2 separate regions of the Homo sapiens genome follow, and region 1 is linked to region 2. Evidence: chromatin loops called from intact Hi-C (ENCODE). Cell type or tissue: sigmoid colon. All regions are shown on one strand. Links, peaks and the distances in the headings refer to the core of each region. The heading gives the core; the rest is flanking DNA.

What was found. Hi-C counts contacts between places; a loop is a spot of excess contacts. Peaks named below come from ENCODE experiments on the same cell type or tissue, not always from the same donor. Only the 100,000 strongest peaks of a DNase experiment are listed, where the experiment ranks them.
Region 1: a loop joins it to region 2, with 2.8 times the contacts of the local background. A loop is called at or near these places in 6 of 110 quality-filtered maps.

What each region holds. Positions count from the first base shown.
Region 1 is chr17:54,989,961-54,996,261 of GRCh38, forward strand. It overlaps STXBP4 (syntaxin binding protein 4), which reads left to right. Exons shown (of 18, transcript NM_178509.6): 4 at 865-997. Among named protein-coding and RNA genes, the nearest start is that of STXBP4, 24 kb to the left of the region's middle. In sigmoid colon, for the core only: a CTCF peak has its summit at 3,296 (motif pointing right); no DNase peak of the experiment used is centred there.
Region 2 is chr17:55,235,405-55,241,705 of GRCh38, forward strand. No RefSeq gene overlaps it. Among named protein-coding and RNA genes, the nearest start is that of HLF, 26 kb to the right of the region's middle. RefSeq lists a silencer at 2,799-3,268. In sigmoid colon, for the core only: no CTCF peak of the experiment used is centred there; a DNase peak (open chromatin) is centred at 3,077; H3K4me3 peaks cover 1,329 bases; H3K27ac peaks cover 534 bases.

The DNA of each region.
Region 1 (6,301 bases), core at 842-5,841, 250 kb before region 2:
TCTTTTAAAGCTACTTAAAATATTTAGTTTTGGAATTCTTCAAGTAGTCTAATAACCAGGTAAAAGCAAATCTTTTCCGTCGCCTTTAATACATTTTTGTCCTACTCCAAAGAAATAAGCATTATCATTGTAAATTCTTTTGTGTTTTGGATGTTTTGTAGGGAAAATTAAAAGTATATGCAAGCAAACTCATTTAATTGTTGTTATGTCACCATACTTTTTAAAAATGTCACTGCTAGTAAGTACTAAGTATTTTGGGTTGTCTAGATCAGAGGTCCCTAATCCCTGGGCCACAGACTGGTAGTGGTCCGTAGTCTGTTAGGAATCAGGCGACACAGCAGGAGGTGAGTCTAGGGCAAGTAAGCATTACTGCCTGAGCTCTGCCTCCTGTCAGATCAATGGCGGCATTCAATGCTCATAGGAGCATGAACCCTATTGTGAACTGTGCATGTGAGGGATCTAGCTTGCGTGCTCCTTTTGAGAATCTAGTGGCTGGTGATCTGTCACTGTCTCCCCTCACCCCCAGATGGGACTGTCTAGTTGCAGGAAAACAAGCTCAGGGCTCCCCCTGATTCTACATTATTGTGAATTGTATAATTATTTTATTATATATTACAATGTAATAATAAAGTGCACAAGAAATGTAGTGCATTTGAATCATCCCGAAACCATCACCCCTCTGCAACCCCATTCCCTCTCCCCCCACCTTGGAAAAATTGTCTTCCATGAAACAAGTCCCTGGTACCAAAAAAGGTGAGGGGTTGCTGCTCTAGATCTCAGATTTTGATTTAATAAGTAGTTTAAAGAAAAAAATAGGTGCAGATCTCTAGACTAACCTGTGTGTGCTAATTTACTTTATCTTAGGGATCCTGCCTTTCAGATGATTACAATTGCCAAGGAAACAGGCCTTGGCCTGAAGGTACTAGGAGGAATTAACCGGAATGAAGGCCCATTGGTATATATTCAGGAAATTATTCCTGGAGGAGACTGTTATAAGGTAAAAATATGTCCCATGCCCACCAAAAATACAAACAAAAAGACCCACCAGTGGTAAAGTTTATTTTTTCTTCTTTATTAGTGAATTTATATCCACTGTGACCATACCTCAGTGAAAAATACAAAGGAATTAGAAGATAAGACTATTGCCCTCAAGGAGCTTTAAACTAAGAAATAAATAGGTTCTTCTTCTATGAAAATAATAGATATTTCTGACTGTAAGATAAGGTTATTATTTTTAAATTACATGCTGTTCAACTTTTATCCTGTATCTGATTGAGAGAAATTATATTTGATGACTTGTTATCTTTCTACTACTTTGAGTTTTTATTAAGTTGGATCAGTAGAACTTTAATTACATTCATTTAGCCTCTACTAAATGCAAAACAAAACAGAAACAGCAAACAAAATCTAATTTCTGAATTCGCAGTTCTTGTAGCTTGAGCTAATGAGTTTTATCACTCATTAAAACCAGAAAATGTCTTTTTTTAGGAATTAGAAAGTCTTACTCTCCTCTTCAGTGTAAGAAATATATAATGAGCTCCCTTTCACTTTGGTTGGTAGGAAGCTCAGACCCAAATTTGAAGGACAACCCCAGCAGTTTAACAAACTAGTTACTATATTTAAATTCTCATTCTTCTTGGATTTCATTTGCTGTTTCTGTTTTACTAAAGTGATTATGTGTCATTTTTTGAAAATTGCCTCCATTTGATTTTGGAGAGATATCAGATATAAAGAATTTAATAAAATTATATTAATAATTAAGAATTAATAAAATTAATAAAATATTCTCCATTTGATTGACTCCATTTGATTTTGGAGAGATATCAAATGTAAATAATTTAATAAAATTATATTAATAATTAAGAATTAATAAAATATTCTATTAATATCAAGCTATATAGCATGAGAAAGGATCTTCTTATTTTGTTCTTGTTGTTTGGTTAAATAAACAGTCCTACTACTTTTACCCACCGCCCATATCCCTCCCCCACCACTGCAAACACTTGTTTACTAAGCAGTTTATCTTTTCAGCTGGATTTTTTTGTCTTGTTAGGGAAAAATTCCGTTTTACCAATAACTTCCAAAATAGTTGTAGTACTTTCAATTGTTTTATGCTTGTTCAGATAATAAGGCATCTTTTAAATATACTTTCCGAGTTCTAAGTGTTATAGAGGCCAGGCATGGTGGCTAATGCCTGTAATCCTAGCTTTGGGGAGGCAGAAGCAGGAAGATTGCTTGAGCTCAGGAGTTTGAGACCAGCCTGGGCAACGTAGAGAGACTTGAATTCTATTAAAAATTAAAAAAAAAATCAGCCCGGCATGGTGTTGCATGCCAGTAGTCCCAGGTACTTGGAGGCTGAGGTGGGAGTATTGCTTGAGCCCCGAAGATCAAGAGCAGTGAGGCATGATCGTGCCACTGCACTCCAGCCTGGATGACAGAACAAGACCCTGTCTCAAAAAAAAAAAAAAAGTATTATTTAATAAGTTTAATGGCATAAATTTTTGGCTATTAAATTTAAATTATTAAATAAATATTTAAAAGCTAAATTTAAACAAATTCAAAAAAACAAAAAAATGAATTTTTTCTTCCAAGAATTGAGGTGTTACTTTAGTGTTAAAGCTGAGAGGTGTGTGTGAGTGTGTGTCTGTGTGTGTGTGTTCAATATAGTAAGGCATTTCTTAAACTACACTTGATATAATGCAATAGTAGATCAGGGTACCCAACAAGTGATAAGAATTTGCTTCCTTTTTTTTTTTTTTTTTTTTTTTGAGACAGAGTCTCACTCTGTTGCCCAGGCTGGAGTGCAGTGGCACAATCTCGGCTCACTGCAACCTCCACCTCCCAGGTTCAAGCGATTCTCCCACCTCTCAGCTTCCCTAGTAGCTGGGATTACAGGTGCGTGCCAACACACCTAACTAATTTTTGTATTTTTAGTAGAGACAGAGTTTCACCATGTTGGCCAGGCTAGTCTCGAACTCCCAACCTCAGGCGATCCATCCGCCTCAGCCTCCCAAAGTGCTGGGGGTACAGGCATGAGCCACCACGCCTGACCTAAGAATTTGCTTTTAAGACAAGCATCAATTTGTGCTTGTTTGTTACGATGAAAACTATTTGGAGTTAGAGTAATAAGTTGATAGCGGTGGTGCTGAATGACTCTTTATCTTCTGTCAGTGATAGCAGATTAAGAAATTATTCTTATGATATCTACTTTTTCTTGTTAGAATTTTACTGAAGTATTAAAAGGCAAAATTTTCTCATTGACTATATTCTCTACTTAGCACTAGAGGGCAGCACAGAGCTATTAATGTTCTTCCTACCTGGTCATATCTGACCAAGGAAAACAGGCAAGATAGAAAAAGGTGTAGGAGAAGAGGACCAGGGGTGATGGCTCATGCCTCTAATTCCAGCACTTTTGGAGGCCCAGGCAGGAGGATCCCTTGGGCCCAGGAGTTCCAGGTTGCAGTGAGCTATGATTGCATCACTACACTCCAGCCTGGGCAACAGAGCATTTCTAAAAAATAAAAAAATTTATAGAAGTAATTTTCTAGTGCTTACATTATTTTTAAATATTTTCTCAAGATGGAGAGCTCTATGCATATGCATATTCTTCAAATACAAAATTGATATAACTTTATTTTACAACAATGTATTAATACATTTACTATATTCTAAATACTGTTTTAACATGTTAATAAATTTCTAGTCTGCACAAAATTTCTACATAGTAGAATCTGTGGAATAGGAAACACAAACTCATAAGGTTATCTTAATGAAGTTGCTGAACTGAGTAACTGTTAATATTTTTTAAATGCATATGAATGCTTTAACTTTCTGTAATTTTGTTTTAACATTATAATGTTTCATAATTAACAGTATAGGCTATCTCAAGCTTATAGCTAGATTATATTTCATTTATATTTTCAAATCTTCCAAACTGTAAGGGAGTTATTGGAACGCAGAAGAAATTTTCTTTAATTATTCATGGTTTGCCACCACCCACCCCAAAAGTTTTCCTCCTGGAAAATATGAGAATAAAATACTGGTTTAGTAGAAGCAAAATAGTATGTTTCTTTGAAAAACATATCCAGAGTTCAAATATGGGATATTATGAATACATCTTTTCAGTTCAAGCAGAACCAAGATTCCCTCAGCTCTAAGAGCTAGAGGCACCCTATAAATTGAGAACTACTGTATTAATTGCTAAAGTTAAGGAAATAAGAGAGCTCCAAGGCCCTTTCACTGTGTCAGCTAGTCCCATATCTATCTGGGGTCAATCCTAGACCCTTTTTCTGGCCAAGACACTCCTTTAAGCTTCATACCCATATTCAGTTCCCTGATCAACATTTTTACTTGGACCTCTTAAAGGTATCTCAAACTCAGCATTTCTGAAGCAGAACTCATGACATTTACATCACACCATATTCTGCTCAACTCTTCCCAAACAGAGTCTCTTCCAGTTTACCTAGTCTTGGTGAATGACAGCTTCTAGCTACACAAAGTCAGAAAATTTAACAGCTTCCTATTTCAACTCCCATAACACTGTTCAATTCATTAACACATACCATTGACTTTTTTACTCTCGAAATATCTCTTGAACCCATCAGTCTTCTTGATCTTTATTCTTATCACTGGAGCTTAAACTGTCATCAGTTTTGAATCAGCCCTTTCAGTAGCATCGTTTGTTCTTATGCACCATACCTATTTCCCTCCCAACCTACATATCTTACTAATATTTGGTTGCCTGCAAGGTTCCATATAGTGTGGCTTCTGCCCTGTCCTTCTCTGCCTCTCCATCACTATGCTTCCAGAGTAGCATTTTCTCAGTTCCTGGAAGGGGCGAATTTCTCTTTTTTTTTTTTCTTTTCCATCTCATATGCTGTTCCCTTAGGAAACAGCACTCCATTTCCTTTCCCCCATTATTTCCAGTTATCAATTCAAAGACTGCTGCCTAAGGGTTGTGTTGCCTGCTTTCCCCCAGTCTAGGCTAGGTTTTATTTTTTTCTACATATGCTCCTAAATCCCATTCCTTTCCTTTGTGTCACCTACCTCAGTTTGCAATGATATATTTATATTTATGATTGTTTAATCATCTCTGCCTGAACCACAAGACAGTATGTTTCTTAAGGGCAAGGATGCTATCTGATTTTATTCACAGTAATATTGTTAGTCCCCACTGTGGTGCCTGACACATACATACTTGCTCAATTTAAATTTATGAATGAACGGTCCCGTAGTCATTTTCTCACATTTCTGAGGATTACTGATCTGCTTATTTACCCTTCCACTGGCACCATTTGGGCTCCACACCAAGGTACTTCCTCCTTGGGCCTTTGTGTCAGATTTCCGACAACACTTTAAAGTTCTCAAATGTTCATTTTTATTTCTTTCTTTTGTTGCTGGTAACATAGGGAAAGCAGACAGAAATCAAAATCCTCTCTTCAAATCTGATAGTATATTTCATATTTTCTTCAGTTGGTTCTAAGATATACATTAAAACATATACATATAAGCTATGCATGCACACACACATATATATAACATGCATATATCGGTATGTAATATACTTATGAGTGTGTGTATGTACGTATTTTTTCCTCTTCTATCTCTGAAATTATAGGTCTCACAGTCAGTGTCATCATGTAATTTGTGGCATTGAAGTAGGACATATTTAACTTTCAGAGGAAATCTGTTTTCATGCGGAGCATAGCACTGGAACCAGGGCTAAGGCTTTTAGATAAATATCAGGATCAGGCCTCTGGATGGCAAACTATGAAGAAACCAGTCCCACTGGTGGGAGCTGAAGAAGTAGCAGCCAAGATGGTTCGCTTTGCAGTGTCACTCTCTTTATTCCTTTGCCATTATTATTTTTGTCATAGCTACCTTAATTTCCTCAGACTGTTTCTTGGCCCCCTTTAACCTATTGTGGACTTACTGTGTACCTAGCACTGTACCAGGGAAATAACCATGAAAAGGACAGAGTTCTAGTTATGCCTAATGAAAGAATTGGTGATTCTGGCCCACTAAAAGAATCATTGCCCCTAGACTGGGAGTTGCTGATTTAGTATATTCTAATGTGAGGGCAGGGAAAAGCAGATATGTAAACATAAGGACCATACAGAGTAAGTGCAATCCTTTAGGTAAGTAAAAGTGCTTTTTGAGCAAAAAGACACAACGATTAAGTAAATCCTGGGCAACTAGAGAAAACTTCCAGCAGAGATAGTGTTTGAATTGGGCTGTGAAGTTTAAGTCAGAGTTTATTGCAGAGAAGTGGCAGGGTGGATGGTGGCATTCTAGATGGGAA
Region 2 (6,301 bases), core at 791-5,790:
ACAACGCATCTATATCCACAGGGTGGTGGGGCCTGGGGCACCTGGTTTCTTACATTTTCAGCATCACTTCTCGCTCCTCCAACACAAACACCCGTCCCCCCCCACCACCATGCCAATAGGTCTTTTCTCTAATCTTGAGAACACCCAATTCATTTCCACCTGTACTCTTCCCCCACTCCCCACCCCCCGAGATGGAGTCTTGCTCTGTCACCCAGGCTGGAGTGAAGTGGTGCGGTCTTGGCTCACTGCAACCTCCGCCTCCCTGGTTCAAGCAATTCTCCTGCCTCAGCCTCCTCGAGGAGCTGAGATTACAGGTGCACGCCACCATGCCCAGCTAATTTTTGTATTTTTAGTAGAGATGGGGTTTCACCATGTTGGCCAGGCTGGTCTCCAACTCCTGACCTCCTGATTCCACCCACCTTGGCCTCCCAAAGTGCTGGGATTACAGGCATGAGCCACCACGCCTAGCCTCCACCTGTACTATTTGGCTCATACTGTCCAACTATCTATACAGCCTTTCCCTTCTCCGGTGCTTATTGTATCTTACCTTAGCAATCCTTCAAGGCCCACTCCTATTTGCTATATTTTTTTTCAACCAATCCCTGCCTCTGCTCTCAACATCTGCCACACTGTATTATCATCCACGTAGACATTTAATTGCATGCTGTCTCATATCATTATTTCAGCGTTTCCCAAGTATTTATCTTGCCTGCCTAACTTGATTGTCTTCCCTCTGAGTTCAGGGGCTTGGTCATGAATATCTGCTGTTTTTTCTGTATGAGCCTTTATGCTTCCACAGACAGTAGAAGTTTTTGATACTTATTCGATGGGTAGATGAAGAGATAGAACGTAAATGTGGTGTTTGCACACTTCCTTGTATATAATTCTGCCATAATGGTATCACTGATTTCTCATTATAACTCAAGTAGTTTTGCTAGATTGGAGATAGACTTTTCTGATGTGTTCATGCTCTTACTCCATCACTGGGAAGGTATACAGTAGAGGGAAAATGCAAGTATACTGCCTACATAATCTTCAGGAAGTCAAGAGCTATCACTTCATCCAGTTTGCCACACCAGAAAGAGGGAAATAATAGCGGTGGGAGTGACAGTAATGATTAAGAGGCATTGTGGTCACTTCACACCATCCATAGGCTGTCTTTTTTTTTTTTTTCTTTAGCTCCCCTCAAAGCACATGGACTAATAGAGTAACACAAACGAATTGGCATAATTCCTTCTCCTGCTATTGTTACTAGTTCAAGTGTGGGCACTTGCCCCAACTTGAGGCCAAGAGTATAGGGAGGATGTTTACTTGCTGCTTCTGGGAAGAAGCACTTTTACTAAATGAGACTTTCCCAAAGCTTTACTTTTTTTTTTTTTTTTTTTTTCTTTTTGAGGCAGGTTCTCACACTATCCCCAAGGCTGGAGTGCAGTTGGGATCTCAGCTCACTGCAACCTCCGCCTCCCAGGCTCAAGTGATTTTCGTGCCTCAGCCTCCTGAGTAGCCGGGACTGCAGGCGTGAGCCACCACGCCTGGCTAATTTTTGTATTTTTTAGTAGAGACGGAGTTACACCATGTTGCCCAGGCTGGTCTCGAACTCCTGAGCTCAGGCAGTCTGCCCGCCTCAGGCTCCCTAAGTGCTAGGATTACAGGCGTGAGCAACCGCTCCCGGCCTCCCAAAGCTTTAGATGAAGCTGACACTATGGAAACCTTGGCAGAAGATTAGAAAGAAACAAGTTCCTGATGGCATTGTTTAGCAGGCAAATCGATGTATCCCTGAAATCCAACATCCAATCTGAAGTTAAATGAGCTTTACCGTTCAAGCCACTTAGAGTTGGACTTTTAGTTAACTTGCAACCGAATATAACCGGCACATATGTACTAACCACAGTGATAATAATATCTGCACTACAAACTCACAATCGGGAGAGTAAAAGCTAATCACATATGTGAAACTGCTGTGTCAGCTTTATTATGCAAGTATTTGTTGCTGAGAGCCTCTTGGTTAAGATACTTTCCCTCAAGAGACAGAACTTGAAAAGAATCTTAAAGATGTGGAGGGCTTCGGTTGTTCATATCGGGATTTTAAAAAACGTCTCAACTGTGTATCAGAAAGCTTAAGACATTAAGATTCAAGCTGAACAGAACAGGAAATGCGGCAGATACTGTACATGACAAACTTTCTAGGAGGAAATGATTTACATAAAAGCTGGTGCCCAGCACAGGGTAAGTGCTAAATAACTGTTTTTAAATGTTATTTGGAAAAAAAAAAAAAAAGATTAATCATCCATGGTACAAAATTTAAAAGTTACATAAGTATGGAGTCTCGCGTCTTCCCTGACCCCCACCCCCAGTCATCCAATATATTTTTCCAGAACTAGTCTGATCATAACATATATACATATATAATTTTTTTCCTCACAAATGTCAGCATCCCAGACACTGTTCTGCATCATTTTTTTTTACAAATCACATAATGTATCTTGAAGGTCTTTCCATATCAGTGTCTAGAGAGCAGAGTCTATTTGTTTTTAAGAGCTGCAGACAACTTCAAGTGTGGCCCAACCATAATTTACGTTTCTATGAATTTAACCGGTGTTATCGTTGGACATTTTGACTGTTTCTGGCCGTTTGTGATGTCCAACAATGATGTAATGATTATCCTTGCAGGGACTTCACTTCGCAGGAGCAGAAGCCCATTTGCAGGATAAATTCTGAGTTGCGGAACTAGTGATTTACAGGGCAGAGGTGCAGTCTTTGTCTTAATTTCTGAATTCACGAATGTTGAATGTGATGAATTCGTGGGAAGCCCCGCAGGGAGCCTAAGCAGCTCTCCAGAGGCTGTGGTTGTCACGGATGATGATTGCGGGACCCGCAGACTGAGTCTCCAAGCGCTCCGCCCCGCCGCGCCCCTCTCCGCGGGTCCCACCGCGGACCCGCCCCTGCGCGCCCCGGGCCAGGAGCCCCTAGCTGCAGGACCAGGCACGTGCGATTCCACGTGAGCCTCCCGGCCGGAGCGCAGATGGGAAGTGCGCATGCGCCTACCGCCTGGAAAGTAGGTCAGACTCCTCCTCTCACGTGACCTGCTCCCCTTAGCTACCCTCGGCGCCTCCCCGCCGGGGCGCAGCCGGGATGCGCTCGGCAGCCAACGTGACGGGGCTGGGCGCGGGCGGCTCCGCGAGCGCCCAGCGCCCGCGAGGATTTGCCGGTTCTCCTCACACCCGAGCGCTCCGCTCAGAAGTCGGGCGGGCAAAAGGGAGCGCCTCGGGAAGTATCTGGGAGCCGGGCTGGAAATGAATGGGGCCCGGAAGCGAGCTCAAATCGCTGACACCTGGCACCGGGCTGCGTCCACTTTCATGCTTCCTAAGGCAGTTCTGCCTGCAAGAAGGGAACGCGCATCGCCTTTCAGTAGATCACACCGATCGTTTGCACGTTTGCATTCTCAATTTCTGCACTATATAGGGCAACTCAGACATGAAAACAATCTTTGTAAGAAGAAGTGGAATGCTAATGGTTCCTGGAGTTTTGCAGGAATATTCCACCGGCCCCATTTCTAATCTCCCACTCACTCCCTCCCCAAAGACACTCCTACTAGAAAGCTTATCGGTAGATTTCTCACCTTCCACAAGAGACTTCAGGGGCGCTGCTGCTGCTGCTGCTGCTGCTGCTGCTGCTGGAGGCTGGAGGGGGTTGGGAGCAGGGAACGAAGGCAGGTCTGAATTAGCTGAAGCTAAATTCTATATATCAGAAATAATTTTATTTATTGCCCCATTGCTTTCTGATTTTTAACTTGTTGCACAAATGACAGACTCTGCCTCAGTGAGTTGCAATCCAGTGGAGGGCACTAACAGGCAAAATCATGGGTTACAATGCAGTGGGCTATACATGTTTTAATAGAGGTGTGCCCAGGTGTTATATAAGCACAGTGGTGGGTACCCTGAGTCTTGAAGACTAAGTGGGAGTTAGCTGGCAGAGAAATAAGGCAGAGGGGGTGGAAAGTGTTCCAAACAAAGGGAATAACTAATAGTTACATAATATTTTCCTCTAAGAAGTTTTTACTATAATTGTCTTAGTCATGCATATGGTTAGAATATGTATTGTTTACATTTATATTATTCTAAGACAGTCTTGAATGAACATTGTTGTGCATGAGGCTTCCCCCCTCCACTTTTAATAACCCCTAGGAGTGGGATTGCTATATAAAAGACACAAATATTTTGTAACTTTTGATAAAGTATTGCCAAATTATTTTCAAAAATATGTTGTACTCATTTGTACCAATATTTAGCCTTCAGTCAGTAAATTGCCCGTTATTTCAAATCAATGAAGCCTTATGACATTAACACTTGATTCATTAGAATATGCCAGAAATCATAATACACATGCATTTCTGCTTTATATGACCCATGACAAAAGTCTAATTGAATTCAAGTTTAAAAATGGGAAAATATCGGATCAGTACATTTCATTCTTACAGGGAACACCTAACATGGACAAGGTGGGAGGTGGGGGCAGGAGTGAAAGTGGGACAAACTAAAGCCTCACCAAATGCCTGTCTCTGATTGCTCTTTTCTTACTGTACGTCTAGGGTAAGAGATAAAGCAGCTCACACAAGCCAGAACAAGCAAAGAGGTTTTCACACCCCTCTGCAAATGTCAGAACAGTAGCAGAATCAAAGGGACCTAGGGTTTGACCTCTTCAGAGGTCACTTTAACTTGCAGCAGAAAAGCTGATCAGGTGTTGATGAATTTCTGGAAGCCTGCAAGCTTCCTAACTCAATTTCTGTTGGCATCTGTATCTGCAAGAAGAAAACAATACTGTGACATTAGAACATTTGTGACGAAAGGTAATGTAAGTAATGTGGACAATGAAAGGAGAACGTATCTTGGTTTTGCCTGTATTAAGCTAGATCACTAAGGAAATCTGAAGCATGGAACAGAGTTATAACTTTTCAAACACATGGTTGTAGTTCATACTGCGGTTATTTTCCTAATATCTATCCTTCACCTTGTGTATCAGTCTTATAATTTCAGCTGGTGGGGGGCCTTACCTCCTCTCTCAGTTCAGGGGTTGGGCTTGACCAAATTAACAAATCAGGGTGGTCCCATTGTTTTTTGTTTCGTTTCGTTTGGGTTTTCTGTTTATTTATTTGCCTTTAAAATTTTATTATAATAACATTTAACATGAGATCTACCCTTCTAAAATTTTTTAAGTGTGAAACATTATTGTTGATTATAGGTGCAATGTTGTACGGCAGATCTCTAGAACTTATTCATCTTGCTTGACTGAAACTTTATGCCCACTAATTGGTAACTCCCCATTTTGTCCCCTCCCCAGCCCCTGGAAACCACCTTTCCACTTTTTGAGTCTTTGAATTTGACTATTTTGAGTTCCTCAGATAAGTGGAATCATGCAGTGTTTGTCTTTCTGTGACTGGCTTATTTCACTTAGCATAACGTATGCAAGGTTCATCTATCTCATTTTATATTGCAGAATTGCCTTCTTATTATGGTTGAATAGAATTCCATTGTATGTCTATACCATATTTGCTTTATGCATTCATCTGTTGATAGACATTTAGTTTGTTTCCACCATTCCTCTTTTTATGAGGATTGAAAGAGTTCCTGCAGCAGATGCACTTAGAAGAGTGCCTGACATATATTAAGAGTACATGAAGTATTAGTTGTTGTTACTGTTGTTATTATTAGTGTAACAATGACTGGTTCAATCAGAGGAAAGCCTGGACTTGTTATAGTTACTCGATGCCATCCTTTCTCCTTGGACAGGAATGGAAGAGCAGGTATAACTACTGATGCCCTCTTTCCACCTCGAGAGGATCCAACCCAACCACACACCTGATAAACAGGGAGAAGCAGAGGAAGCTACACCCTGATCAAACTACACTTGAAGCCTGTACTCCCTCTTGACCTTTGAGCTGTTTGAGCTAAATGCATCCCATTTGTTACCTTAATTATTAGAATTGGGTTTTCAGGTGTTTGTCAATGCAGACATCCTGATACCAATGTCTAGGTCTTCATTTTATTTTATTTATTTATTTTTAGACAGGGTGTCACTCTGTCACCCAGGATAGAGTGAAATGGCATGATCTCGGCTCACTGCAGCCTTGACCTCCCAGGCTAAAGCAATCCTCCCACCCCAGCCTCCCAAGTAGCTGGGACTACAGGCATGTACCACCACACACAGCTAAGTTTTTTTGTAGAGATGGAGTTTTGCCATGTTGCCCAAGTGGGTCTTGAACTCCTGGGCTCAAACAGTTCACCCACCTTGGCCTCCCAAAATG